Linked DNA regions of Homo sapiens: region 1 is linked to region 2. A link is an interaction called in ENCODE POLR2A ChIA-PET data of the cell type or tissue named here. Cell type or tissue: A673. All regions are shown on one strand. Links, peaks and the distances in the headings refer to the core of each region. The heading gives the core; the rest is flanking DNA. Region 1 overlaps PRMT7 (protein arginine methyltransferase 7). Region 2 overlaps CTCF (CCCTC-binding factor).

Region 1 (15,289 bases), core at 2,449-10,448, 760 kb before region 2:
CCAAAACAAGAGCCTCCTTGTGGCAAAGCCCTGTGGACCACGGTGCCCCCTCAGCTGCCCAGCCCTCTAGCGCCGCTGGGCACTGCTGCACACTCAGCCCCTAGGGCTGTGGCTCCGGCTCCGGCTCCTTGTCCGGCTCTCCTCCTACCTCTTGCATCCACTCCACGTCCTCCATGCACCAGGCAATAGGGACCCGGCAAGAGCACACTCACAGCTGCTACCCACATGGCTTTCACCACCAGGACACCACTGGCCTCTTGGGCCAAATGATTCTCTGCTGTAGGGGTTGCTCTGGGCATGGTAAAAGGCTAGCAGAATAACTGGCCTCCCTGCGAAGCATCTCCCAACCTTGCTCTGGTAGACAAATGCTGCTCTAACTGGACTCACTCCCGCTGCCTTCCCCAGGCTGTGCTTCCTCCGCCCCACCTCACAAGGGGACTCCCTGGTCCGGACTGTCTCCCTCCACACTCTCCACAGTGACCTCAACCATGCCCTCTTCACTGAGTAAATCCATGCATCTCTGGGCCTCTTTGCTTGGCTGACCTTTAGAGAGCTCAAACTCTGTGTAAACCAGAAGAATCGCCCTCACCACTTCCCAACCTTCCCAAGGCTACCCCTCTTCCTGCACTCCCCGTCAACAGGAAGCACCACCATCCAATCCAGGTGCCCAAACCCTAGCATCGATATCTCTACACCTAAGGGACCACCAACTCCTGGGACCACCTATCAGGCCTCTGTCTACAGCCTTAGCTGAGGCCCACTGTACCACAGCGTCTGGACGATTCCACAGCCTTTTAACCCACCCGCAACCTCCAGCCCTATACCCCAACTGCCCTCCACACATCTGCCTGCATAAGTCTGCTGTCAATCCTCTGCTTCAAACCCTCCTGTGATGCCACCCCACCTTCTAATGACAGCTACCCTCTGGGCATGGCCCCCAAACCCCACTCCATCTAGCCCCTGCCCAGCTCTCTAGCCTCAGTTGCTAAGCCCATCTCTCCTGCCTCCCACACAGCACAAAATCCAAAGCAGGCTCCGGAGCCACCGCACCGATTCAGTCTCACGTCTAGCACGTGCTGCTCTCCTCTACCAGAAATATTCCATCTGCCAGGCCAACACCTGATCACTTCTCAAGACTGACAGCTCAAGCATCGCCTTCCTGAGAATATTTGCTGAACTTAACTGAATTTGAATATAGTTTCTTGCTTTTCAACTCTAACCTATTAAGATTTGGCATTCAAGGGACATGAAAGTTTTAAGTGAGGAGAACCAGAGCCCCCCCAGGAATGGAGGGGTGTCCCAGGTGTATCAGAGGTGCTGAGGGCTTGGGCTGTGTGGGACACGGTGCATGAGTGAGTGCTATGTGAGCTGGCTGAGACCACAGACACGTCTGAGGGAGCCCTCCGTCTACTACCTCCACGAGATGCCTGTGTGCGTGCTCATAGGAGGGCAGCGCCCCCTCCCCGATCAGCTCTGTGTCAAACAACTCTGTGACCAGGATGTTGGCACGGCATGGCATGTCACCCTCTGAAAAACACAAGAAAACAGAGTTGGACATAAGCAACAGACTAGGAAAAATATTTACAGCAAATATGGGAAAGATAAGTGGTTAAGGGGCCATCACGCTAAAAGCACATATACATGCTGAGGTATTCAGAAGTGTCAGGATGTCTGCAACTGACTTGCCAATGGTTCAGGAAAAAAAAAAAATCCATATGTAAATGTATGACAAAACGCTAATTGATAAATCTAGGGTAAGGGATCATAAGTGTTTACTGTACTGCTCTTACAGCTATTCTGTATGCTTAATATTGGGAGGGAGACTGCAAAAAATGATAAGAAAACTATAAATACCCAATGGATTGAGTTCAGGAGTTTGAGATCAGCCTGGGAAACATGACAAAACCCCATTTCCACAAAAAATACAAAAATTAGCCAGGCATGGTGGCTCACGCCTGTAATCCTAGCACTTTGGGAGGCCAAGGCAGGAGGATCACTTGAAGCCAGGAGTTCAAGACCAGCCTGGCCATCATGGCGAAACCCCATCTCTACTAAAAATACAAAAATTAGCCAGGTGTGATGGCACACGCCTGTAACCCCAGCTACCCAGGAGGCTGAGGCATGAGAATCACTTGAACCTGGGAGGCAGAGGTTGCAGTGAGCCGAAATTGTGCCACTGTACTCCAGCCTGCGCGACAGAGTGATCCAGCCTGCGCGACAGAGTGAGACTCTGTCTCAAACAAACAAAAAAAACACACACCCAAAAAGAAACCAGGTAAAAATATAAACAGAAAATTCAAAACAGAAATCAAACTTATGAAAACTTTTTCATCCCTATTAGCAATTAGAGAGATATAAATTAACAATTAAACTATTAACCACTAAATTAGAAAAATTATTTGAAAAGCAAAAACAGAATGCTGGTATGTCAAATACTTCTAGGTTGCAGGGAGAGGGAGGGAAAGCCAAAGCAAGACAACAAGGTTCTCTGATGATCTTCCAGCTACTGTGAGTTAGGCTCTGGCAGCCAAAATTGAGATCCATGACTTAGAATCCCCAGATCACTATGGCAAATTCCCTTAATGAAAGCGCCTTGTCACCAAACAATCTCTTAAATAACAGTTGTTTTAGGACAGTAGGATTTTAGAGAAGAGTAGGATTTGGGAGGGATCTTCTGTTAACTGTTTTCTAAACCTCAGTAATGTACTGCTACTTCTACAATTATAATTTTTAATGAGCCAAGAGCCAAAATAGACTTTGGAAGGGGCTATTCATCAGGGAGAATTAACTGTAAACACTTTTAATGCCTCATGAATTATAATCTGACAAAGCCCACTCATTTCCCCTACACAGAGCACAAGTCTCACAGATGACACAAGGAAAAGAGAAGCATGAAAGCAGCTGACAGGGGCCGGGCGCGGTGGCTCCCGCCTGTAATCCCAGCACTTTGGGAGGCTGAGATGGGCAGATCACCTGAGGTCAGAAGTTTGAAACCAACCTGGCCAACGTGGTGAAACCCTGTCTCTACTAAGAATACAAAAATTAGCCAGGCGTGGTGATGGGTGCCTGTAATCCCAGCTACTTGAGAGGCTGAGGCAGGAGAATCACTTAAACCTGGGAGGCAGAGGTTGCAGTGAGCCGAGATCACGCCACTGCACTCTAATCTGGGCCAGAGTGAGACTCCATTTCAAAAAAAAAAAAAAAAGAAAGAGAGCAGCTGATAGAAGAGCACAACAGAGACAGCGTGAACCTCGAGCTCGAGGCTGGAGCCTGGCCTGGATCTCACTTCCTATCCCTGAGCCCTCCGTTCTGACCATCAGTTGCCTCATCAGTAAAACGGGTGAATGGGCTCTGTCTCATGTGGTGGTGGTCGGGATGATGAAGATAAAAAAAAAAAAGCACACTTCCTATGAAGCTCACCTGTGCTCCATGACAGTATCACGTGGAGGAGCTTAAGAAGAAACTTCTGTCTTCTGCCACAGAGACCACCCTCCCGAGAAGCCCTGCCCATCCTCTCTGATGTCACATCAAACTCCAACTGGAATACACTGTCCAAAACTCATCCCACCCACCCCAGCTAACACGCCTGCTCCTCCCTCCAGGGTTTCTGCCTCAATCAATCAATGAGTCACATAGTCCAGGAATCTGGGCATCATTTACTAGTTCCAGGACAGCAGGACCGCTGACTGCCTGTCCACTACTGTACCCCAGCACCCACAAGGTCTAGTGCCCCGTAACAGTCAACACACATTAGATAAATTATTGATTTCTGTCACCCTACAACCCACTGATCACCCACTCTGCCAATTCTATCTCCTGAATGTTTAAACCAATTATATAACTTAAAATGCTTTATAGTCCAAATTGCTTCATTAAAATAAAAATCAAGAGCCAGGCACAGTGACTCACACCTGTAATTCCAGCACTTTGAGAGGCCAAGCTGGGCTGATCACTTGAGGCCAGGAGTTCGATACCAGCCTGGCCAATGTGGTGAAACCTTGTCTCTACTAAAAATACAAAAATTAGCCGGGTGTAGTAGCACGCGCCTGTAGTCCCAGCTACTCAGGAGGCTGAGGCATGAGAATTGCCTGAACCCGGGAGGCAGATGTTGTAGTGAGCTGAAATTGCCCCACCATACTCCATCTTGGGTGATACAGTGAGACTGTCTCAAAAAATAATAAAAATTAAAAAAAAAAAATTCAAGCTTTATGGTCCAGTGCATTTTAACAAGTACTTCTTGAGGGCCTGGTATTTTGAGTGTGACTGCTAATGTATAAGGGCACGGGGTGGGGGAGTCTGAAGCAGGTAGCCACCCCAGGAGCTTCCTAAGCCCTTTCCAAATGAACAAAATGGACGGATGAACACACGCTGCTCCCTGGGTTGGCTCTCCACAAGCCTCAGCATGTAACCCAGCTCTGGGGAACAGGCAACTTCAGATGCCACTTTTAAAAAGGGCTGAGAGCAGAACCTTGGAAAGTATACATCTGGAGCAGAAAGAAAGCAACACAGGAGAACCAAGATGAAGAGATGTCACTAAGGTCCAGGGAGAGTTTCAAGAAGGAAGGAATGGCAGAAGTACCAAAGCGGCAGTGGTTAGAGAGGAAAAGCAGAGGAAAGACCACCCAACTTGGCAATGAGGAAGCCACTTGTCAGGCTGAGGATCGGAAACAAAGTCACATTTACAAGGGATTATGGATGAAGCACAACTGACAATCTACTCACTTTACAAAAATTACCTAACTCCTTTACATGACAGGCCCGGAGCAAATAACGGAATGGAATAGTTAATACAACCCACGCAGTGCATGACCTCAGGATGCCTCAGCTGGGTGGGGATACAGACATTAAATACATAACTACATAATGATTTAATGATTGCAGTGGTAAGCGCTATGAAGAAAAGTATTACGAAATTGGCCAGGCGTGGTGGTTCATGCCTGTAATCCCAGCATTTTGGGAGGCCAAGGCAGGCAGATCGCTTGAGGTCATGAGTTCAAGACCAGCTTGGCCAACATAGTGAAACCCCATCTCTACTAAAAATACAAAAATTAGCCAGGTGGTGGTGCATGCCTGTAATATCAGCTACTTAGGAGGCTGACGTGGAAGGATCACTTGAATCCGGGAGGTGGAGGTTGCAGTGAGCCGAGGTCATGCCACTGCACTCCAGCCTGGGCGACAGAGCCACTCTATCTAAAAAAAATTTTTTTTTTTAATAAGAAATCATATGAGGGGCCTGGCCTAAGCTGAGGTGTGTGTGAACAATGCTGCCTGGAGGCAGAGTCAGCATACTTCATGGCCAAGGCTGCCCTGCAGATCAGTCTCCCTGCCGTCAAAATGGATAAATTTTCAAGAATAAATGATCTCGCCAGGTACAGTGGCTCCCATCTGTGATCCCAGCACTTTGGGAGGCTGAGGCAGAAGGACTGTGTGAGGCCTGGCGTTCAAGACCAGCCTGTGAAACAAAGCGAGACCTAGTTTCTTTTCTTTTCTTTTTTTTTTTTTTTGAGCCAGAATTTTGCTCTTGTTGCCCAGGCTGAAGTGCAATAGCGCAATCTCGGCTCACCGCAACCTTTGCCTCCCAGGTTCAAGCAATTCTCCTGCCTCAATCTCCTCAGTAGCTGGGATTACAGGCATGCACCACCACACCTGACTAATTTTGTATTTTTAGTAGAGACAGGTTTCTCCAAGTTGGTCAGGCTGGTTGCTACTCCCAACCTCAGGTGATCCGCCAGCCTCGGCCTCCCAAAGTGCTAGGATTACAGGCATAAGCCACTGCACCCAGCCGCAAGACTTAGTTTCTAATAAAAATTTAAAAAAACAAAAAAATTAGTTGGGTATGGTGGCGCCTGCCTGTGGTCCCAGCTACTCAGGAGGCTGAGGCAGGAGGATCACTTGAGCCCAGAAGTCGAGGCTGCAGTGAGCTGTGTTCGCATCACTGTACTCCAGCCTAGGCAACAGAGTGAGACTGTCTCAAAAAAAAATAAATAAATGAATCAATCTCCACTCTGGCCATAGTGGAATAAGTGGGATCAGGCTTACCCTCCGGCTGTTATCAACTAGAAAACTGGGCAAAATATATGAAACAAGTGTTTTCAGATGTTGAGCAAGAGGCAACACAGTTTGCTCCCTAAGAAGGGAAACAAACCAAGTAACCCTTACCCTGCTCTGGCTATCAGCCAGGAGACCCTTTCCAGACCACAGTATAGGGTAAGAGGTGACACAGAGCACGGCAGTCTTGCTGAGTTAAACAGACAGGAAACGAGTTCAGGGAAGTGGAAGCAGCTGGAACTTGCCAGGCAGAGAATCAGAGAGGAAATTACACAGAAAAAAAGCCTTCAGAATGCTGCACAGGGTTCCTCTAGGGTCTGTGTTAATACATTCACACACACACAGGGTAATACTCTGTGAAGCCGAGCAAAGGTTGCATGAGTGATAACAATCTCCGGAGCTCTCAGAGGCCTGGGAAACATTCAAGTTCTGATCAGCCAGACAAGGGAAACCCTGCTGAGCACCTAGAGCTCTCAGCAGACACTCCAGAAAGGTTACAGTAACTGTCTGGCTAAACAGCCTTAGAGCAGTGGTTCTCAACAGGTGGCAATTTTACACACTCGAGACCAAGGAAGACGTGGCAGTCTGGAGACATTTTTAGTTGGCAAGAATGGTGGGAGGAGGGGAGTGCTACTGACATCCACTGGGAAGAGGCCAGGGACACTGCTAAACATCCTACAATGCAAAGGACAGGGTCCACAACAAAGAATTATCAAAATGTCACATAGTTGGAGAATGCCAAAACGTCACAGCACTACTGTTGAGAAGGCCTGACTTAAAGCTACTCTAACCCCACTCCAAAGAAAGCTTAAACAAGCCCTGAAAGGATCAATCTGAACTGCAAGTAACCCAACTGCATGCCAAAGTTTAAAAAGCAAAACCAACGAAGTCTAGCACTCAACAATGGGGAATTCCAAATAGCCACAGCATCCAAACAAAAATGGTTAGACATGTGAAGAAGGAAAATGTGACCCAGAATAAGGATAAAAATGAGTCAAGAGAACAAACCCAGAAAAAACAAAGATGGTGGGAACAGAAGATAAGGATGTTCAAAAAGCTAAAATAAATGTGCTTATAGAAAACTATGAACATGAGAAAAATGGAAGTTATGAAAAAGAATCAAGTGGAACTTTCAGAGATTAAAAAATACAATATCAAAAATGAGGCCAGGCACAGCGGCCCACGCCTGTAATCCTAGGACTTTGGGATGCTGAGGTGGGAGAATCGCTTGAGCCCAGGAGTTTGAGACCAGCCTAAGCAACAAACTGAGATCCCATCTCTACAAAAAAAAATTTTTTTTAAGTTAGCCAGGCATGGTGGCATGAGCCTGTGGTCCCAGCTACACAGGAGGCTGAAGCAGGAGGACTGCTTGAGCCCAGGAGGTCAAAGCTGCAATAAGCCATGCTCACACCCCTGCACTCCAGCCTGGGGGACAGGTCAAGATCCTGTCTCAAAAAAAAAAAAAAAAGAACAACAAAGAAAGAGAAATGAAAAGTTTACTAAATATACTTAACAGCATATTAGATGCTGCAAAAGAAAAGATCAGTGAATCTAAAGACCTATCCAAGAAATCCCTGTCCATCAACAGGTAGAGAGATAAACAAGTTATGGTACATCTATCTAATAGAGTGCTGCTCAGTAACACAAAAGAACGGACCCCCAAGACATGAACAGTGTGGAAGAATCTTACCAGCATCACGCTATAAAAAAGAGAGCACACACACAGAAGAGTCCACACTTCTTTGATTCCACTTCCTTGAAATCCTAGACAGGCAAATCTAATCTATAATGAAGTCTATGAGTGGGTGCCTAGGACCAGGATATGGGGGGACTGATAGAAAGGGTTATGAGGAATCTCTTTGGGCATGATGGAGATGTTCTATTATCTTCATTATGGTGATGGTGGTTACAAGTGTGTTTATATTTGTCAAATATCCATAATGAAAATGGATATTCATTTAATGTAAATCATACTTCAATAACGTTGATTGTAAATGGAATGATTTGAGCACTCTATTGTATATTTTAAAAATAAAAAAGATAGGCCGGGCGCGGTGGCTCACACCTGTAATCCCAGCACTTTCGGAGGCCGAGGCAGGCTGGTCACCTGAGGTCAGGAGTTCGGGACTAGCCTGGCCAACACGGTGAAACCCCGTCTCCACTAAAAATACAAAAATTAGCCAGGCATGGTGGTGCACGCCTGTAATCCCAGCTACTCATGAGGCTGAAGCAGGAGAATCGCTTGAACATGGGAGGCAGAGGTTGCAGTGAGCTGAGATCCTGCCATTGCACTCCAGCCTGGGCAACAGAGTGAGACTCTGTCTCAAATAAATAAATAAATAAGATAGTACCCACTTCTTTTGTACATGTTTCAGATTCTCCATTAAAAAAAAATTGTTAAATGGGAGAATAATGTTGACCTTAGGTAGAAGCTTCAATTCAGAATGATACTGCATTCTCCAAAACCGTGGTGAAAAAGCCAGGTGCAGTAGTGCACACCTGTAGTCCCAGGTACTTGGGTCGCTGAGATGGGAGGATCACTTTAGCATAAGAGTTTGAGTCCAGCCTGGGCAACATAGTAAGACCCTATCTCCACAAAAAATTAGAAAAAACCCATGGTGTTATCCATAACTTCACCACAGTTTTTCCTTTGCAAATCTTTCAACTATGTTCTCTAAGTGTCAGTGGCATGTGAAATTTTCAAAGACTGAAACAAAGTTCTAGACTATAAAAAATATTCTGGAGGCCAGGCATGGTGGCTCACGCTTATAATCCTAGCACTTTGGGAGGCTGAGGCAGGCGGATCACCTGAGGTCAGGGGTTCAAGACCAGCCTGGCCAACATGGTGAAACCCCGTCTCTGCTAAAAATACAAAAAGCAGCCAGGTGTGGTGGCAGGCACCTGTAATCACCGCTACTTGGGAGGCTGAGGCAGGAGAATCACTTGTACCCAGGAGGTGGAGGATGCAGTGAGCCAAGATTGCACCACTGCAATGCAGCCTGGGTGACACAGTGAGATTCCGTCTCAAAAAAAAAATATGTGTGTGTGTGTGTGTGTGTGTACATATACATATTCTGGAAACCTTAAGAGACAATGCTATACAGGAAAATTGTTCATGTTGTATGCAGAAGCAGAATGTCAGAACTACTCTCGCCATTCTCCTGCCTCAGCCTCTCCAGTAGCTGGGACTACAGGTGCCCACCACCATGCCTGGCTAATTTTTTGTATTTTTAGTAGAGATAGAGTTTCACCGTGTTAGCCAGGATGGGTGAACCCAGGAGGCAGAGCTTGCAGTGAGGCAAGATAGCGCCACTGCACTCCAGCCTGGGCGACAGAGTGAGACTCTCTCTCAAAAAAATAAATAAATAAAAGAACTAAGTACTTTCTGCCTGATGAAACTCAGAGTTGAGCTTTGAGCAGTGGCAGTATCGTAGCCAATGAGGTTTATCCAAGGCGTAATTATTGGTAGTTGAAACTCAAGAGTTGAGCCCCATAAGAATTCCAATTTGCTTAAAGCAAATGTAGGTTTTGTTTGCGTCTCCATTGCTGGACCTGACTAGCTCTAGTCTACTCCTTGTTGACTAGTTTTAACTAGCAGGAAAATAAACATCAAGAGAAACCAAGTCCTTACTGTCAGAGCTCCACACAGAGAGGTCCCACTTCTATGCTATGACCTGGATTTGTTCCAGGTAACTGGAATAACCCTTTTCCTCTCTCACACAAGAGCAAGCAAAGCTTTCAACACAGGGTGTGTAAATCTCACCTGGACCTACAGTCACCTCGGTGGAATGCTTGTTGATAACCTTAATCTTATCACTAAAGCCATTTTTCTCCACAATCTTCACAGCAGCATCAGCCATAGGCTTGAAAACCTAGAAAATAGAGCCGAAACCCAAGGAAAAATGAGCAATAAATTAAACAGTAGTCTGACCTTTAAGGTGAGCAAGCTATTCCTTGATTCTGGTCCTAAGATATGTAACTTAAATACTTTATTCTCCAAATGTGCATCATGAAAAAGGGCTGAGATTCAGCTGGCTTTAACTTGTGATTAGGGACTCTCATTCCGTGCCAGGCACAGCGGGGATGCCGGGGATCCTGAGGAGGCTGCACTACTTAGTAAGAGCAGTAGGTGTCAGTACCGCACAAGAGGACGCCAAAAAGCCAGGAAAGGGACTTGCCTCACGAACCTGGGAGGCGTGCTGTGCCCTCCAGAGGAGAGCAGACTGTAGGTGTGAGTAAGTAGGTCATCCTCTGGGCTCAAAATTGTCCCAAATCCCCACTGTTGGCAGAACACAGCCTCTATTTTCTTATGGTGCAGCAGTGCCTCTTGTCCATGGGGGATACATTTTAAGACCCTTGGTGGATGCTTGAAACCTCAGACAGTACTGACCCTTATGTATACCATTTTTTTTTTTTTTTTTTTTTTGCTATACATACATACTGTTCCATGGTGGGCAGCTCTATGCAAACCTACCCCAACAGGCCACGGGAGCTGAGAGGCTGAGGAAAGACTGGCAAATCCAGCTTCTCAGAAAGACACACTTTATAGAGACATACAAACAGAAGCCTTGTCTCGGGCAGTGAGAAACTGGGCCCCCACACTGTTATGGCTCAGACGCAGGGCTTACATACCACAGGGAATTTGACGAAGGGCAGGATTTACGGTAAGTATGTATTTATGATAACATCAAAGTTGTTCTGACCTGAGGGCAGGATTTACATCAAAGTGCATGAGAGCGGAAATTTTAGAGGCATTCCTGAAGCTGGGGTTGGTCAGAAGTCAGCGTGGAGGATTAGCATTCACAGTGGAGCTGCTTCAGCCTCCAAGCTTACCTATGACCAGGTTTAATTTATAAATTAGGCACAATAATAAATATAAATAATAATTTATAAATTAACAATAACTAAAAATAGAACAATTATGTAATAATACTCAGAATGGTACACAACTTACAACTTATAAATAATTTCTGGAATTTTCCATTTAATTTTTCTTTTTTTTTTTTTTGAGAAGGGTCTCACTCTATTGTCCAGGCTGGAGTCCAGTGGCATGATCACTGCAGCTTCCACCTCCCAGGCTCAAGCAATTTCCCACCTCAATCTCCCAAGTAGCTGGGACTACAGGCGTAGATCACCATGCCCAGCTACTTTTTGTAGAGGCGGGGTTTTGCCATGTTGCCCAGGCTGGTCTCCAACTCTGGGACTCAAGGTTTCCACCTGTCTCAGCCACCCAAAGTGCTGGGATTACAGGCGTGAGCCACCGCACCTGGCTCCATTTAGTATTTTTGGACCTCAGTTGACCACAGGTAACTGAAATCACGAAAAGTGAAACCATAGATAAGGGGAAACTACTGCTTTGGAGGCCCTCCCTTACCTTCCCAGTCTTCCTCCCCCATTCCCCCAACAACCAACACTCCAGCCACAATGATCTCATGATCACTGAGCCTTCCCTATCCTGGCCCCACCTGCCAAATCAAACCCCACTTCCCAGGGCAGCATGAATCCCCCATCCAGAAGTCTTCCCTGAACTCTTCGAGTTTCCCTGAACATAAATAAGCACCTCCAACTCTTTGTTTTCAACTTATCCAGTCTAGATTCCACAGCCCCAAGAGCTCTAGCATGTAAAACAAACAGACTCACGTGTGGCCCTACACACGAAGTGGAAACCACAAAATGATACCGAGACTGTTCCTGATAAGATTTTCCTTTTTTCTAAATCCTTTTCTGTATTTCCCACATTTTCTACCATGAATACTATATTTTTTACTATAATCAAGGGACAAATGCTGTATCCTTTCGTAAAGAGTACTTACGTGAGCAGCTCCAGTTGTGCAATTGATTAGCGCGCAGTATTTACATGGAATACACACACATGTTCTCCTAGAAAAATCTTCATCATCTATTTCAAATTATTTCTAGGATTTGCCTTGATGTTTTTAGATGTGGTTTGAGGGCCTTAAACCCTAGTTCTCACCAATCACTTTGCCTCCACCCTGACAATATCCAAAGCCAGTGTCGTCCCTCACCCCTGCTGCCTTCTGACTCATCAGTCACCTCTCCCTGAACCTGCAAGCTGGTACCTTCACACCTCCTTCTCCTCAGCCCATCAAGAAGCTCAAGATCTCACCCAAAACACTACCAGGAGTGGACACTGAAGATGACCTCCCGACATCCATTCTGTGTCCTCCTCTCCCCTGAAATCAGGTGAGGGTGCAGCGTGGGGAACTGACCTTTGCAGTGGTGCACTTGTCTGAGCTAAGAGTAACTGAATCCCTCTTGCCAGAGATAAGAAATGAGATTTAACCTCATTCTAGCCGATGGTACCCAAGGAGAGGTTTGCTATAATAGAAATTCCTGGGAAAGTTATTCTTACTTTTAAAAAAGAGGAACAAGGCAGGGCGCAGTGATTCACACCTGTAATCCCAACACTTTGGGAGGCTGAGGTGGGGGGATCCCCTGAGATCAGGAATTCAAGACCAGCCTGGCCAACATGGCGAAACCCTATCTCTACTAAAAATATAAAAATTAGCCAGGTGCAGTGGTACATACCTGTAATCCCAGCTATTTGGGAGGCTGAGAAAAGAGAATTGCTTGAACCCAGGAGGCGGAGGTTGCGGTGAATAGAGATCACGCCACGAAAAAGATAGCAAAAAACTACTCTACCTTAAACCACAGTGATTTTGAGGCTTTGTTATTTCCAACTCAATCACTACATGAACCCAATTTTGTAGGGAAAGTATTTATATACATGCTCCCTGCCTGCCCCCAAAACTTGGAAGAATATACACCAAAATGTTAACAGTACTTAACTTTGGGTCAACATACTATTTTTATTTGGTATTTACCAAATTTCCTATAATAATATGCATTATTTGTTTTATGAGAAAAATAACATGTTTAATTTTTAATTTTGTTTGGTTTTTAATTTTTCTTGCTCTGTGGGCTCAAGCTGTTTAATGTTTTATTAAAGAAATGACAAATTGGTAAACATAAGAGAGCTGACTCCATAGGGACATTTAAGGTAGTGGTTCTCAACCTTGCCGCACATTCCCAAGTCCCAAGGCTCAGGCCTCACCCCAGAAAAGTTAAATCAAAATCTGTTAGGGCTGGGGACTAGGCATAAGGTTTTTTTGTTTTGTTTTGTTTTGAGATGGAGTCTCACTCTGTCGCCCAGGCTGGAGTGCAGTGGCGCAATCTCGGCTCACTGTAACCTCTGCCTCCTGGGTTCAAGCGATTCTCTCGCCTCAGCCTCCTGAGTAGCTGGGATTACAGGCGCGCATCACCACACCCGGCTAATTTTTGTATTTTTAGTAAAGATGGAGTTTCACCATGTTGGTCAGGCTGGTCTTGAACTCCTGACCTCATGATCCAAGCCTCGGCCTCCCAAAGTGCTGGGATTACAGGGGTGAGACACTGTGCCCAGCCTTTGTTTCGTTTTGATTTTTTTGAGATAAAGTCTCACTCTGTCACCCAGGCTGGAGTGTGGTGGTGTGGGGGCATGTATTTAAATACTTTCCCCTACAAAACTGAGTTCATATACTGATTAGTTGGAAACAACAAAGTCCCACAATAACTGGCTTAAACAAGGTAGAAGTAATTTTTTGCTTTCTTACATGAAGTCCAAATCATGGCTCACTGCAGCCTTGACTTTCCGGGCTCAAGAGATCTTCCCATCTCAGCCTCAAGAATAGCTGGAACACAGGCACATGCCACCATGCCCAGCTAATATTTAAAAGTTTTTCTGTAGAGATGGGATCTCACTATGTTGCCCAGGCTGGTCTCAAACTCCTGGGCTCAAGCAATTGTCTTGCCTCACCCTCCCGAAGTGCTGGGATTACAGGCGTGAGCCACTGTGCCCAGCCTGTAAGTATTTTCTAAAGCTCCTAGTGATTCTGATGTGCAGCCTAGGCTGACAGAGGAGAAAATTAGCTCCTGGAGGAAGGAACTGTGTCTGACTCATCTCTATACGCTCAGAGCCTGGCTCTGTGCTTGGCACAGAGTGAGCACTCCATGAATGTTTGTGAAGGAACAGACGGGGAAAGTGCAAGAGCATAGGGGATTTCCCATGCAAGATGCAGGACACACACCTGAAGGGAATGGCTTACCTCGATGGCATAGCAGAAGTCGGCACCTGCTGTGACCGCCATCATTGACAAGAGTCCCGTGCCAGTGCCAATGTCGAGAACCAAGGCCTTCTGTCCTCTGTCCTTCACCCTGCTCACGGCAGCCCGGATACCTTGGTAGTATTTTACATTCTAAGGAAGACATGGCCGTCACTTACTACCAGTTATTATAAGTAAGTGGAAAGGTGCTTTGCAAAGTTCTAGAGTCACAGCTGGCAGTGGCAGTGCAAGTCAGGGCCCTATGGCCTTTCTGGCCCCTGGCAGAACAGCTCTGGCTGAGTTGGGCAGGTCTTGTGAGTCAGCCCCTTGCCCTTTATTAAGCGACTGTCCCTGCTCCACACTCACTCTTCTATCCTCTACTAAGTGATGCCAGAGCCCTGCAAACCATGTTCTCCTTTTTCCAACTGTTAGGTACAGCCAAAAGGGGGACCAAGAGGGCGACTGGAAGGTAGGAGGACAGAGCAGGCTTGCTCCTTTCTGCATGCTGCTGTTCTCATCAGGGTCCTCTCGGTAGGGGCAGTTGATTGCAGACTCCAACTTTTCCCAATGATCCCATAACCAGCTCCTTGGGCCCCTCAGAGCTGCAGCCGTACTTGGACAGTGGTCCACAGGATCTCTCCTCAATGCTTGTGGCTTCTGGAAATCCTAATCTTCTCGTTTAGTTTCTCAGCCCTAGGCAAGGTAACTGCTCCCTGCAATCTCTACTGTTAGGTTACTCAGCGTTCCCATTTGCTTTCTAGCCCTCCCACAGCTGGGTAGCCAGCTCCTTGTGTTAAAGCCGCTCTGCTGCAATATGTATGGCTTGTTTTCCTTTACCGACTCTAACTCAGAGAGCTTCACTAAAAAGTATTTTCCCCATCAGAAAATAACTTCTTTGCATCTTGAAGATTTTTACTTCTGTCTTTAGTAAACACATACATCTTTCATCTATAACGGTCTGACTCAATAGGCACAGTGACCCTTCTGTTGAAAATAACTAAAGATGATGGAAAAAATATGTGCAAATCTTTTAAATAGACTGATGACCTGCCAAGTTAGTAAGAAATATTAAGAGGCTATTAAAATTTAAGGTAATTTGTTAAATAACATTAGACAGCTAATACAGAACTGGCATCAAA
Region 2 (15,886 bases), core at 5,197-13,196:
GAAACAACATACTAGAGGCAAAAAGTCAGGGCAAACAAGGACTGCTATGCCCAAAGGAACAGTTCAGAAAACTAAAGCATGCACACATGCCACTTAACATCCAACAACAAAGTTCCTACTAATTTGAAGTAACAGAAGATTTTTTTTTTTTTTTTTGAGACGGAGTCTTGCTCTGTGGCCCAGGCTGGAGTGCAGTGGCACGATCTCGGCTCACTGCAAGCTCCGTTCATGCCATTCTCCTGCCTCAGCCTCCCCAGTAGCTGGGACTACAGGTGCCCACCACCACACCCAGCTAATTTTTTGTTTTAGTAGAGACGGGGTTTCACCGTATTAGCCAGGATGGTCTCCATCTCCTGACCTCGTGATCCGCCAGCCTCGGCCTCCCAAAGTGCTGGGATTACAGGCATGAGCCACTGCACCCGGCCAACAAAAGATATCTAACAGAGGCTGTGTGAGGTGGCTCACACCTGTAACCCCAGCACTTTCGGACGCTGAGGCAGGTGGATCAACATCAGCCCAGTCAACATGACAAAACGCTGTCTCCACTAAAAACACAAAAATTAGCGCTGTGTGCTATGGCTCACGTCTGTAATCCCAACACTTTGGGAGGCCGAGGTGGGTGGATCACCTGAGGTCAGGAGTTCTAGACCAGCCTGGCCAACGTGATAAAACCTCATCTCTACTAAAAGTACATGATTAGCCGGGTGTGGTGGTGCACGACTGTAATCCCATCTACTCCGGAGGCTAACGAAGGAGAATCGCTTGAACCTGGGAGGCGGAGGTTGTAGCGAGCCAAGATCGTGCCACCACACTCCAGACTGGACAACAGAGGAAGACTCTGTCTGAAAAAGATAAATAAAATAAAAATAAAATAAAATAAGCCAGGCCTAGTGGAGCATGTCTGTAATCCCAGCTACTTGGGAGGCTAAGGCACAAGAATCACTTGACCCCAGGAGGCAGAGGTAGCAGTGAGCCTAGATCATGCCACTGCACTCCAGCACGGGAGACGGAGTGAGACTGTCTCAAAAAAAAAAAAAAGAAAAAGATCATCTAACAGGAAAAACGTTCACAACACGCAGCAAGGTTACAAAGGAGGATGCAGAATAGGATTCCAACCTAATTAAAAATAAGTAAGGCCGGGCCAGGTGCAGTGGCTCACGCCTGTAATCCCAGCACTCTGGGAGGCCGAGGCAGGTGGATCAGGAGGTCAGCAGATCGAGACCATCCTGGCTAACACGGTGAAACCCCGTCTCTACTAAAAACACAAAAAATTAGCTGGGTGCGGTGGCGGGTGCCTGTAGTCCCAGCTTCTCGGGAGGCTGAGGCAGGAGAATGGCGTGAACCCGGGAGGTGGAGCTTGCAGTGAGCCAAGATAGCGCCACTGCACTCCCGCGTGGGCGAAAGAGCGAGATTCCATCTCAAAAATAAATAAATAAATAAAAAATAAGTAAATCCTGGTGCGGTGGCTCACGCCTGTAATCCCAGCACTTTGGGAGGCCGACGTGGGTGGATCACCTGAGGTCAGGAGTTCTAGACCAGCCTGGCCAACATGGTGAATCCCTGTCTCTACTAAAAAAAAAAAAAAAAAAAAAAATTTGGCCAGGCGTTGGGGCAGGTGCCTCTACTAAAAGTACAAAATTAGCCGAGTGTGGTGGTGCACGCCTGTAATCCCAGCTACTCTGGAGGCCGAGGCAGGAGAATCACTTGAACCCGGGAAGCAGAGGCTGCAGTGAGCTGAGATTGAGCCACTGCACTCCAGCCTGGTGGACAAGAGCGAGACTTCGTCTCAAAAATAATAAATAAATAAATAAATACATAAATAAATAAAATAAAAATAAAATACATAAATAATTAAAAAACTAAGCTGGGCATGGTGGCTCACACCTGTAATCCCAACACCTTGGATGGCCTGGGAGGAGGGGATTGCTTGAGGCCAGGAGTTGAAGGCCAGCCTGGGCAACACAGTAAGACCCCATCTTTACAAAAAAAATTAGCTGGGCCTGGTGATACGCACCTACACTCCTAGCTACTCAGGAGCTTGAGGCCAGATGATCACTTAAGGCCAGGAGTTCAAGGTTATAGTGAGCTATGATCACACCACAGCACTCTAGCCTGGGCAACAGAGCGAGAGTCTGTCTCTAAATTAATTTAAAATAATCATTATAATTTAACAAACTAGACAAACAGCAATCCCAGTTATCCCACCTTAAGTCAGGACAGCATTACATCTTGCATGGACCAATGCAATGGCCTTCTAAACAGTTTCCCTGCTTCCCCTCTTGCTCCATTACCCACCATTTTTCACACAGCGGCCACGGATTTCTAAAATGTAAATCCATTATCAGCAAGAAGACTTCCCTTCTGAAACCACCATGCTGAAAACTCTTAAAGTCCAAACTCTTTCACATGGCCTACCAAGTGCTTCAGGGCCCTATCAGCAGATCTGCATCCAGCCTGACATACTCGCCTCTAATCACACTGAACTTCTTTCAGTAGCCAGAACATTCTAGGTCTTTCCTTTCCTGCCTCTGGGCCTTTGTACATGCCATTCCCTCTTCTAGGAATATACAAGCAATTCTCTATGTTTACACTAGTACACGAGCCTAAAGATGTGTATATAAGAAGGCTATCTACTACTAGGGTATTTTTCTCTAATGGCAAAAGATTAAAAACAAGCTGGGCGTGGTGGCTCATACCTGTAATCCCAGCACTTCAGGAAGCCTGGGCAGTTGGGAGGCCAGGGCAATTGGGAGGCCGAGGCAGGTGGATCACCTGAGGTCAGGAGTTTGAGACCAGCCTGGCCAACATGACGAAACCCTGTATCTACTAAAAATACAAAAATTAGCCGGGCATGGTGGCATGTGCCCATAATCCCAGCTACTCGGGAGGCTGAGACAAGAGAATCGCTTAAACCTGAGAAGCAAGGATTGCAGTGAGCCGAGATCACGGCACTGCACTCCAGCCTAGGTGACAGAGCAGCAAGACTCCGTCTCAAATAAAAAAAAAACAAAAAAAAACAAAGATTGAAAACAACTCAAACGTCTAGAACAACGTGTATAGTAAGCTACTATTTGTGCTTTATTTTTTATTTTTATTATTTATTTATTTATTTTGAGACGGAGTTTCACTCTTGTTGCCCAGGCTGGAGTGCAATGGCGATCTCGGCTCACTGCAACCTCCACCTCCCAGGTTCAAGCGATTCTCCTGCCTCAGCCTCCCGAGTAGCTGAGATTACAGGCGTGTGCCACCACACTCCGCTAATTTTTGTATTTTTAGTAGAGATGGGGTTTCACCATGTTGGTCAGGCTGGTCTTGAACTCCTGACCTCAGGTGATCCACGCACCTTGGCCTCCCAAAGTGCTGGGATTACAGGCGTGAGCCACCACGCCCGGCCTTTTATTTTTATTTATTTATTTTTGAGACGAAGTCTTGCTCTTGTCCCCCAGGCTGGAGTGCAATGGTGCAATCTCGGCTCACTGCAACCTCCACTTCCCGGGTTGAAGCGATTCTCCTGCCTCAGCCACCTGAGTAGCTGAGATTACAGGCGCCTGCCACCACGCCCAGCTAATTTTTGTATTTTTAGTAGAGATGGGGTTTCACCATGTTGGCCAGGCTGGTCTCGAATTCCTGACCTCAGGTGATCCGCCTGCCTCGGCCTCCCAAAATGCTGAGATTACAGGCGTGAGACACCATGCCCGGCCTATTTGTGCTTTTTTAAAAAGATACATAAACTTGGCCAGGCACATTGGCTCATGCTTGTAATCACAGCAATTTGGGAGGCCGAGGTGGGTGGAACACTTGAGGCCAGGAGTTCGAGACCAGCCTGGCCAACACGGTGAAATCCCATCTCTACTAAAACTACAAAAATTCGCTGGGCATGGCCGCACATGTGTGTAATCTCAGCTACTTGGGAGGCTGAGGCACAAGAATCACTTCAACTCAGGAGGTAGAGGTTGCAGTGAGCCAAGATCACGTGTCTCACTCCAGCCTGGGCAACAGAGTGAAAACCCTGTCTCAAAAAAAAAAAAAAAAAAAAAAAAAGATACATAAACTCATACATTTGAATATACGCAGAATTTTCTTTGGATGGATACATCAGAAATTGGTATTTATTGCCTCTGAGGAAGAAAAATGAGAGATCAGAGGCAAGACTGAGGATTACTTTTCATTATTAACATTTTGCACTGTTTGAAGTATTTCCCCCTCATGTTCTTACATTAAATGTGGTGGTTACAGAAAATTTCCATAGCACAATTATATTTTGTTTAAAAAGTTGTATTATATGTACATGCCTGTTAATAAAAGTGCAAAGTCAACACACCAGACTATTAATAGTCTTCAGCTCTGGGAAAACAAAGTTAAGGGATTCTTTAGGTTCTAATGTAATTCTACAATCATTAGACTCTTCCAAAGAATGAAACTAAACATTACTTGGGTAATATTTAAACAAAGTTTAAGACCAAATTTAAGTGAGGATCACTGCAAGAACTGCCTCTGCAACCTCAATCCCCTCTAACAGCTGGGCAGATGCAGGAGCTTCCTCCTGCCTTACTCTCCTCCTGGCTGCACTTCTATAACTGTTCCAGTGGCCCTCTCGATTCCACTCAAGAAGTCTAGACTGGCTGGGAGCGGTGGCTCACGCCTGTAATCCCAGCACTTTGGGAGGCCGAGGTGGACGGATCACAAGGTCAGGAGATGATGAGACCATCCTGGCTAACACAGTGAAATCCCGTCTCTACTAAAAAAAATACAAAAAAAAAAATTAGGCAGGCGTGGTGGCAGGCGCCTGTAGTCCCAGCTACTCAGGAGGCTGAGGCGGGGGAATGACATGAACCCGGGAGGCGGAGCTTGCAGTGAGCCAATATCGCACCACTGCACTCCAGCCTGGGCAACAGAGCGAGACTCCATCTCAAAAAATAAAAAAAAAAAAAGAAGTCTAGACATTACTGCCAAGTAAACTAGGCAAAAACACCTTTTATCATTTCATTATCCTTTTTTTTTTTTTTTTTGAGACAGAGCCTCCCAGGTTCACACCATTCTCCCACCTCAACCTCCTCAAGTAGCTGGGACTACAGGCGCCCGCCACCATGCCTGGCTAATTTTTGTATTTTTAGTAGAAACGGGGTTTCACTGTGTTAGCCAGGATGGTGTCGATCTCCTGACCTCGTGATCCGCCCACCTCGGCCTCCCGAAGTGCTGGGATTACAGGTGTGAGCCACCACGCCCGGCCCATTTCATTACCTTTATCAGAAAGTTTCAGTGCTACTTCCTACTGTACTGCATTCCCTTTTCCTTTAAAAATTATGCAATACAGGCAACAGGAGAAAGCTTAAAGAAACCTACCTATAGGTTTTATACACACATTCTGGCTTATATCCAAATTCGCAGTCCCCTCCCCAATATATACATATACTTACTCTCACGAGATCATACCATACATATTGTTTGATAATCTGCTTTCTTTGTACTTTGTTTCAAATATCTTGCCATTTCAACATATTTTTTATACATAATGGCTACACAACATTCTATTATAAGGCCAGGCACGGTGGCTCACGCCTGTAATCCCAGCACTTTCGGAGGCAGAGGCAGGCGGATTACGAGGTCAGGAGATCCAGACCATCCTGGCTAACATGGTGAAACCCCATCTCTACTAAAAACACAAAAAATTAGCGGTTCTAGCTACTCAGGAGGCTGAGGCAAGAGAATGGTGTGAAGCCGGGAGGCGGAGTTTGCAGTGAGCAGAGATCGTGCCACTGCACTCCAGCCTAGGTGACAGAGGGAGACACCATCTCAAAAAAAAAAAAAAAAAAAAACATTCTATTATAGGGATGTATCATAATTTAACCAGTCACCTATTGTTAAATATTTTTATAGCCAGATTTTGGTAATTCTGCTTTAATCTAAGAAAAGAAAAAAAGTATTTGCATTAAAAAAAATTACACAAACTATACAAAACCAACAAAAAGTGACCCCCAAACCAAACTACCCTCACACTACTAGTTTTGACTGATGATTTCCACGTCTGTTTAGTCTTTTTTCCCTAGGCATTCATTCATCCAAATAATTACTTATTGAGCTTCTGCTATACGCCAGGTTTTAGTTTGGGATTTTCTTTACTTTTATTCCATAATAATTAACTTTTTGGTATTATGCTATTAAAAAACCTCTCTCATAAGCATTTTGCTGGTTAACAGCCTTCCGTTTTTTTTTTTTTTTTTTTTTTAAGACAGGGTCTCACTCTGTCACCCAGGCTAGAGTGCATGCAGCCTTAACCTCCTGGGCTCAGGTGATCCTCCCATCTCAGCCTCCCAAGTAGCTGAGACTACAGGTGTGCACCACCACACCTGGCTACATTTTTTTTTTTTTTTTTTTTTACAGACAAGGTCTCACTAAGTTGCCCAGGCTGACATTCATCTTTTTAAATGGGTTAGGGTTTTATATCCCTTGCAACATGCAACGAGACCTTGTTTTCTTACCCACTTCTCTACTGCTCAACAGATTTTCTGATAAATCTAACCCATTTTCCTATGGCACAATATTTCCGTTTAGTTCATTAACATTTGTATTATCTGGTGGTCATCGAAGTTCAGTTTAATGCAAAATATATACAATAACCAACTTGGCTGGGCGCGGTGGCTCACGCTTGTAATCCCAGCACTTTGGGAGGCCAAGGTGGGCGGATCACCTGAGGTCAGGAGTTTGAGACCAGCCCAGCCAATATGGTGAAACCCCGTCTCTACTAAAAATACAAAAATTAGCTAGACATGGTGGCGCACCTGTAGTCCTAGCTATTCAGGAGGCTGAGGCAGGAGAATCGGTTGAACCCGGGAAGCAGAGGCTGCAGTGAGCCGAGATTGCACCACTGCACTCCAGCCTGGCGACAGAGCGAGACTCCATCTCTCAAAAAAAAAGAGGAAAGGGAAGCCCAAGGAAGTCACCTCTAATAGAACTGCCCTGCCCAAGGCCATATAGCTATTAAGCTGCATGGCCAGGACTTGGAGTCCTAATGGGATTAAAATAAAATTCATCCTCCCAAAGTGCTGGGATTATAAGCATGAGCCACCACGCCCAGCCTCAGAAAACTTAATTCTTACTTACTTATTTGTTTATTGAGACAGGGTCTTACTCTGTCACCCAGGCTGAATGAAATGCAGTGGTGGGACCACGGCTCATTGCAACCTCAACCTTCTCAGCTCAGACGATCCTCCGGCCTCAGCCTCCTGAATAGCTAGGACTACAGGCATGCAACACAACGCGTGACTAAAGAAAATGTAATTCTTTTTTTTTCCTCTATCCACAAGGACATATGGAAAAAATGTAATTCTTAAATGCCACTTATGTTAAGAGCAATATGTTAATAACAATACTTAGTAATTGTAAAACACACAGTTAAGAATAGATGCTTTTGGCTGGGCGCAGTGGCTCACGCCTGTAATCCCAGCACTTTGGGAGGCCGAGGCAGGCAGATCAAGAGGTCAGGAGATCAAGACCATCCTGGCTGACAAGGTGAAACTCTGTCTCTGCTAAAAATACAAAAATTAGCTGGGTGTGGTGGTGGGCGCATGTAGTCTCAGCTACTTGGGAGGCCGAGGCAGGAGAATGGTGTGAACCTGGGATGCGGAGCTTGCAGTGAGCCAAGATTGCACCACTGCACTTCAGCCTGGGCAACAGAGCAAGACTCCATCTCAAAAAAAAAAAAAAAAAAAAAAAAAAGATGCTTTTGGCTGGGCGTGGTGGTTCATGCCTGTAATCCCAGCACTTTGGGAGGCCGAACTGGGTGGATCACCTGAGGTCAGGAGTTTGAGACCAGCCTGGCCAACATGGCAAAACCCCATCTCTACTAAAAATACCAAAATTAGCCAGGCGTGGGGGTGAACGCCTGTAATCCCAGCTACTCGGGAGACTGAGGCAGGAGAACTGCTTGAACCTGGGAGGGGGAAGTTGCAGTGAGCCGAGATCACGCCACTGCACTCCAGCCTGGGCGACACAGTGAGATTGTCTCAAAAATAAATAAATAAAGTAGTCCTCTTAACAAACTGGCAAATCTAAAGAAGTGTTTCCTTGAGGTCTGTGAACTGCTTTAGCAAACTAATGGAACCCAAGAAAGAGGTCGTGGGAAACTCAACTTGAAGCCAGTTGGTCAGAAGCTCTGAAGGAATGGGCTTGTGACTGGTAGGAAGGACAGGTGGTCTTATGGGACTGAACCCTAAACGTGTGGGATCTGACACCATCTTGGGTAGATGGTGTTGGATGACACCTAGTTGGCATACACTGTTTGGTGTGTGAGGAAAATCCCTCCACCCCATCTTTGGTCACGTAAGTCTTTTTTTTTTTGAGATGGAGTCTCGCCTTGTCGCCAAGCCAGAGTACAGTGGCATGATCTCGGCTCACTGCAACTTCCGCCTCCCGGGTTCAAGCGATTCTCCTGCCTCAGCCTCCCCAGTAACTGGAACTACAGGCACGCACCACAACGCCCGGCTAAATTTTGTATTTTTAGTAGAGATGGGATTTCACCATGTTGGTCAGGATGGTCTCAATCTCTTGGACTTGCAATCTGCCCACCTTGGCCTCCCAAAGTGCTAGGATTACAGGCATGAGCCACTGGGCCCAGCCACGTAAGTCTTCTTTTGTGTTGATGGTGGTTGTTATGTGAAAGCAAAGGAAAAACCTGGGCTTGAGAGTTTTTCCCTACACAAATACTACAAGGACAAAGTAAGGAGCAGGATAGCAGAGCTGTTCTATAGCTCAAATGTATTGCTTCTCAAACATATCCACTATAGAACCTATACAGAGAGAACTTCCCACCCTCAGGCACTCATGCTCATTTTGTTGAAGACCTATGTTATCTTAATCATACAGTTTTCATTCTGCTCCAAAAATGTCTATTTGTTTTAATATAACAATATTTAATATTTATTTATTTATTTATTTTTTGAGACGGTCTTGCTCTGTCACCCAGTCTGGAGTGCAGTGGTGTGATCTTGGCTCACTGCAACCTCTGCCTGCCTCCTGGTTCAGGTGATTCTCCTGCCTCAGCCTCCCGAGTAGTTGGGATTACAGGCACGCACCACCACACCCAGCTAATTGTCTTCTTGGGGTTTTTTTTGTTGTTTTTTTGAGACAGAGTCTCACTCTGTTGCCTGGGCTGGAGTGCAGTGATTTCAACTCATTGCAACCTCCGCCTCCCAGGTTCAAACAATTCTTCTGCCTCAGCCTCCCGAGAAACTGGCATTACAGGTTCCCGCCACTACACCCAGCTAATTTTTTGTATTTTTAGTAGAGACGGGGTTTCACCATGTTGGCCAGGCTGGTCCCGAACTCCTGACCTTGTGATCCGCCCACCTCAGCCTCCCAAAGTTCTGGGATTACAGGCGTGAGCCACCGCGCCCAGTCTTTTGTTGTTTTGGGGGGGGGGGCGGGGGGGGGCAGACAGAGTCACTCTGTCGCCCAGGGTGGAGTGCAGTGACACAATCCTGGCTCACTGCAACCTCTGCTTCCCAGGTTTAAGCGATTTTCCTGCCTCAGCCTCCCAAGTAGCTGGGATTACAGGCACCCACCACCACACTCGGCTAGTTTTTATATTTTTAGTAGAGATGGGGTTTTACCATGTTGGCCAGGCTGGTCTGGAACTCCTGACCTCAAGTGATCTACCTGCCTTGGCCTCCCAAAGTACTAGGATTACTGGGATTTTGGAGGCCTTGGCCTTCCAATGTACTGGGTGTGAGCTACCGTGCCTGGCCAATATTTAATATTTAATCACTGACCAGTTAAATTACTTAACTCACCACCTCCTCTATGACTATAACTGAAGTTCTAGGAAGATGGGTCATGTTTATCTTTCTTGTGACTCCAAGTACCCCGAAATCATACCACCTGATTCCCTAAGGGTATTCATATCCCAGTTTGAGAAACAGGGATCTAAGCAATTAAGCTAGTCATAACACTTGAAAGTGATTAACGTGTTCCTATAAACCCATTCCCTAAACTCTTAAAGGTTCGATTTCTCAATAGTTTTTAAATCAGCAACTTTTGGTATGCACTCTGTGTCAACACTCCTAAAAGAACCTGCAGGGCGTAAGTTATTTTTGGAGTGACAGAATACTACCACAGACCTTCTCCTTCCCATCTAGCAGGATAACAAGTTGCCCATTTGGAAAATAAAGGTTTGAAGAATAACAGAACTTTCATTCCTATTCCCTTCTCTTTATTTGCTCCAGGCAGAGCTTGTAAGAAAAATCTTAGTAGTCATTTAGATGATTCATTCACATAAGCTTATCTAATCCTGGCATTTGTAATTTCCACTTCTACATTCCTTTTTGCCATTACACATGTACGATTAAATTATTTTCACATTTTTCTAGGGTCTGAAAAAAATGTGCTTTCCGGTACCGTGAGAAGAGATAATTTTTACAACCAGAATCCCACTTTGTTGTTTATGAGATCCCAAAGCATAGTAGATTCCAATATTTATAGAAGGTCTGTTCCAAGTTCCATATAATGTCCATTATATTTTATAGCAAAAATTACAGGCTAAATTAAAATGATAATCACTGTCACACTCTGACGCAAAATGGGCAATGAGCTAGGCTAACTCAAATTAAGACAATTTTTATCCAGGATACCAGGTTCCCCAAGAACAGGATTCCATCTGTTTCTTATCAAAATTACAAGTAGCCACAGGTCATGGACTTTCTTTTCAGTTCATTTGCCAATAGTCAAAATACACATTCCAAGGGTTTCTACAGAAAAGCAGCCACAATTTCCTGGGATCTTTCTATGTACATGTTCAGAATAGTACTTAAAGCTTTACAAAACACATTCTCATTAACGGAGAATAGTCTCTGAGATTGGTGGTGTTATTCTCTCACAAGTGAGGACTACAGGAGTAGACAGGTTAAAGTAACTTGCCCCATATTACCCAGCTAGTATATCATCGTAAAGAGTTTCAAACCCAGGACTCTGATTATGAAGCCTGTATGCTCTCAATCACCTGATATCCTGCATCCCCTATATTCAAGAATTAGCCAACAAATCCTCCAACTCCAGGAGGGTTATATTACTACCATTTTTAAGATAGAAAAAATGGAAATAGCACTTACCTCTCCGTGGCTGCAAAGTCAGTTTGAGGAGGGAAAATAGAACCCAGCTCTCAAGCCCCTGGTCAGCAATCTGTCCACTAGCGCATCTTGTTCTTTGGCTTCAGGTCCGTAATCATTCTAAAAGAAAAGCACAAATCATTTTATGAAACACTAAATTCATACAAATACGCATATAGTATGAAAAAAAATGAGGGAAAACTGAAGACAGAAAAAATTGGGAAAGAAACAAAACACCTGTTCATGTCATGTCACTAACCGAGCCATTCCATAAATGTCCACCATCAAGCCAATAACAAAACATTCATTTATTTTTTCACACATTTGCTAAATATATAAAGGACTAAAGGTTTCTAAGTAGCAAAATAGTACTCCAGGCTCACACCAGTAATCTTAACGCTTTCGGAAGCCAGGGTGGGAGACTCACCCAGGAGTTTGAGGCTGTACTGAGCTGAGATTGTGCCACTGCATTCCAGCCTGCTTGACAGAGTGAGAGATCTTGTCTCAAAAAAAAAAAAAAAAAAAAAGGCCAGGCGCGGTGGCTCATGCCTGTAATCCCAGCACTTTGGGAGGCCAAGGCGGGCAGATCACGAGGTCAGGAGATCGAGACCAGCCTGGCTAACATGGTGAAACCCCGTCTGTACTAAAAATACAAAAAATTAGCCGGGTGTGGTGGCAGGCGCCTGTAGTACCAGCTACTTGGGAGGCTGAGAATGGTGCAAACCTGGGAGGCAGAGCATGCAGTGAGCCGAGATCGCACCACGGCACTCCAGCCTGGGCGACAGAGCGAGACTCCGTCTCAAAAAAAAAAACAAAACAAAACACTCCACTGCAATATTGCAACCAAATAATGGCACACATATTCAAACTACCAAAAAATTAATTATTGGCTGGGCGCAGTGGCTTACGCCTGTAATCCCAGCACTTTGGGAGGCCGAGGCAGACAGATCACGAGGTCAGCAGATCAAGACCATCCTGGCTAACACGTGAGACCCCGTCTCTACTAAAAATACAAAGAAAAAAATTAGCCGGGTGTGGTGGCGGGTGCCTGTAGTCCCAGCTACTCAGGAGACTGAGGCAGGAGAATGGCATGAACCCGGGAGGCGGAGCTTGCAGTGAGCCGAGATCCTGCCACTGCATTCCAGCCTGGGCAACACAGCGAGACTCCGTCTCAAAAAAAAAAAAAAAAAATTAATTCTTATGGCTGCAGTAATGGCTCTCTAACAGTTTATTTCCGTATCTTTAGCAAGTAGTGGTCTTACTGATTAAGTTTGTTCATGCCACAAGTAAAGGCTATGCTTTCCAGTTTAGTAAGATAACTGGGGAAGCCAAGGCAGGTGGATCACCTGAGGTCAGGAGTTTGAGAACAGCCTGACCAACATGGCGAAACCCCATCTCTACTAAAAATACAAAAATTAGCCAGGCGTGGTGGCACACGCCTGTAATCCCAGCTATTCAGGAGGCTGAGGCAGGAGAATCGCCTGAACCCAGGAGCCGGAGGTTGGAATGAGCCGAGATCGCGCCACTGCACTCCAGCCTGGGCGACAGAGCTAGACTCCGTCTCATTAAAAAAAAAAAAAGATAACTGGCAAAAGGAGCTTTTACTGACCTTTGAAAATCCTAGAAGCATAGCAATGAAACAGTTTTTTTAGTCGAATAACGGAATACTTTGTTAGATGGCATCTTTTCACCCTAAATTACAAAATGAACTGTCAAGCTTCAAGCAAAGGTAGAGTGGAACCTACCTCTAAAGAAAAAGAAAGAAAGAAAGAAAGAAAATCCCAGGCCAGGCACAATGGCTCACACCTGTAATCCCAGCACTTTGGGAGGCCAAAGCGGGCGGATCACGAGGTCAAGAGATTGAGACCATCCTGGCCAACATAGTGAAACCCCGTCTCTACTAAAAATACAAAAATTAGCTGGGCATGGTGGTGCAGGCCTGTAAACCCAGCTACTCAGGAGGCTGAGGCAGGAGAATCGTTTGAACCCAGGAGGCGGAGCTGCAATGAGCCAAGATCGTGCCACTGCACTCCAGCCTGGCGACAGAGTGAGACTCTGTCTCAAAAAAAGAATAAAATAAAATCCCAAATGAAATAAAGAGCTAAATTTGAACTAAGTGTTTCCAAATAGGCCAGGCACAGTGGTTCACGCCTGTAATCCCAGCACTTTGGGAAGCCAAGGCAGGCGGATCACAAGGTCAGGAGTTCAAGACCAGCCTGACCAACATAGTGGAACCTTGTCTCTACTAAAAAAAATACAAAAATTAACCAGGCGTAGTGGTGTGTGCCAGTTATCCCAGCTATTCAGGAGGCTGGGGCAGGAGAATCGCTTGAACCCAGGAAGCAGAGGTTTCAGTGAGCCAAGATCACACCACTGCACTCCAGCCTGGGCAACAGAGCAAGACTCAGTCTCAAAAAAAAAAAGAGTTTCCAAATAATATAGCCAGGTGTGATGGCTCACACCAGCAATCCAGCACTTTGAGAGGCCACAGCAGAGGACTGCTCGAGCCTAGGAGTTCAAAGCCAGTCAGGGCAACATGGCAAAACCCCGTCTCTACAAAATACATAAAAATTAGCCAGGCAGGCCGGGCACAGTGGCTAACGCCTGTAATCCCAGCACTTTAGGAGGCCCAGGCGGGTGGATCATGAGGTTAGAGTTCGAGACCACCCTGGCCAACGTGGTGAAACCCAGTCTCTACTAAAAATACAAAAACTAGCTGGGCATGGTGGTATGCACCTGTAATCCCAGCTTCTCAGGAGGCTGAGGCAGGAGAACTGGTTGAACCCGGGAGACGGAGGTTGCAGTGGGCCACCATCGCACCACTGCACTCCAGCCTGGGTGACAGAGGAAGACTTCGTCTCAGGGAAGAAGAACAACAACAAAAAAAAGGCCAGGCATGGTGGCTCACGTCTGTAGTCCCAGCACTTTGGGAGGTCGAGGTGGGTGGATAACCTGAGGTCATGAGTTCCAGACCAGCCTGGCCAACATGGTGAAACCCCGTCTCTACTAAAAATACAAAAATTAGCTCGGCACGGTGGCAGGCACCTGTAATCCCAACTACTCCCGAGGCTGAAGCAGGAGAATCACTTGAACCTGGGAGGCCGGGGTTGCAGTGAGCCCAGAACATGCCACTGCACTCCAGCCTGGGAGACAGAGTGAACTCCATCTTAAAAAATATATATATATACACGTATACATATATATGCCAGGCATGGTGTTGTGTGCCTGTGGTCCCAGCTACTTGGAAGGCTGAGGTGGGAGGATCGCTTGGGGCAGGTGGGGGACAAGGCTGCAGTGAGCCATGATCACACCACTGCACTGCAGTGTGGGCAACACAGTGACAACCTGTCTCAAAAAAAAAAAAAAAAAAAAAAAAAGCCGAGTATGGTGGCTCACACCTGTAACGTCAACACTTTGGGAGGCCGAGGTGGGAGACTTGCTTGAGCCCAGGAGTTCAAGACCAGCCTGAGCAACATAGTAGGATCCTGTCTCTACAAAAAAATAAAAGAATCAGCTGGGCATGGTGGCACACGCCTATAGTACCAGCTACTTGGGAGGCTGCAGCAGGAAGACTGCTTGAGCCCAGGAGTTCAAGGCTGCAGTGAGCTATGATCATGCCACTGCACTCCTATCTGGGCAACAGCTATGATCATGCCACTGCCTCAATCAAAATGTATTAAAAAAAAAAAGTTTCCAAGCAATTTGGCACATGAGGTACATCTTCTAAGAGGAAATCCATCTCACAATTAGCTAAACTCCACAAAACTCACTAATACTTAGATGAAGCTAAAGTCTCCTCTGTTGAGAGGCAATTTTTAGTAACACAAATAGGTGATTAGCATATTTAGTCCAACCAACACTTCCATACTGGAGTCCATTATTATTACCAGCATACCTCAAAGGGAATGAAATTTTCTACCCCTGAAAATTCCAAGAGTGACCAAAAACAAGGATCAAGTGTGAAAGAATACCATCCTAACCCTCACCTTTGGACTGTATTTTGGCAGTCTATATGCAATGCCACAACTTTGCATTCAAATATTAAATCACTGAGAAAATGCACAAAGATACTAGCAGGAAAGATACGAAGACAGACTACAGAAAGTTTACAGGTGTTTAAAAAAAATGGGCTGGACACGGTGGCTCACACCTAATCCCAGCACTTTGGGAGGCCAAGGCAGACAGACTGCTTGAGGCCACGAGTTTGAGACCAGCCTAGGCAACATGACAAAACCCCATACCTAGAAAAAATTAGTCCCAGCTACCCAGGAGGCTGAGGTGGCAGGATCATTTGAGCCAGGGAGGTGGAGGCTGCAGTGAGCTGTGATCACACCACTGCACTCCAGCCTGGGTAAAAGAGAAAGACCCTGTCTTAAAACAAACAAACAAACCCCACAGGCCGGGCACGGTGGCTCACGCCTGTAATCCCAGCACTTTGAGAGGCGGAGGCGGGCAGGTCAGGAGATCGAAACCATCCTTGCTAACACGGTGAAACCCCGTCTCTACTAAAAATACAAAAAATTAGCCAGGCGTGGTGGCAGGCGCCTGTAGTCCTCCCAGCTACTCGGGAGGCTGAGGCAGGAGAATGGCGTGAACCTGGGAGGTAGAGCTTGCAGTGAGCCGAGATCGTGCCCCTGCACTCCAGCCTGGTAGACAAAGCGAGACTCCATCTCCAAAACAAACAAATACCCCACAAGAACAACAAAACAAATGTGGTAAGACTAATCTTTTTTTTTTTTTTTTTTTTTTTTTAATTTTGAGACAAAGTCTCACTCTGTCACCCAGGC

What was found. ChIA-PET counts read pairs that join two places held together with the same protein. Peaks named below come from ENCODE experiments on the same cell type or tissue, not always from the same donor. Only the 100,000 strongest peaks of a DNase experiment are listed, where the experiment ranks them.
Region 1: POLR2A ChIA-PET joins it to region 2 with 13 read pairs; 2 of 35 experiments call an interaction of 5 or more read pairs at or near these places.

The regions. Positions count from the first base shown.
Region 1 is chr16:68,323,697-68,338,985 of GRCh38, reverse strand. It overlaps PRMT7 (protein arginine methyltransferase 7), which reads right to left. Exons shown (of 19, transcript NM_019023.5): 5 at 14,154-14,303; 6 at 9,812-9,920; 7 at 1,415-1,527. It also overlaps the pseudogene RNU4-30P. Among named protein-coding and RNA genes, the nearest start is that of PRMT7, 20 kb to the right of the region's middle. In A673, for the core only: a CTCF peak has its summit at 10,173 (motif pointing right); DNase peaks (open chromatin) are centred at 6,275 and 10,185; H3K27ac peaks cover 1,251 bases.
Region 2 is chr16:67,566,481-67,582,366 of GRCh38, reverse strand. CTCF (CCCTC-binding factor) reads right to left here. Exons shown (of 12, transcript NM_006565.4): 2 at 11,103-11,219. Among named protein-coding and RNA genes, the nearest start is that of CTCF, 12 kb to the right of the region's middle. In A673, for the core only: no CTCF peak of the experiment used is centred there; no DNase peak of the experiment used is centred there; H3K27ac peaks cover 1,527 bases.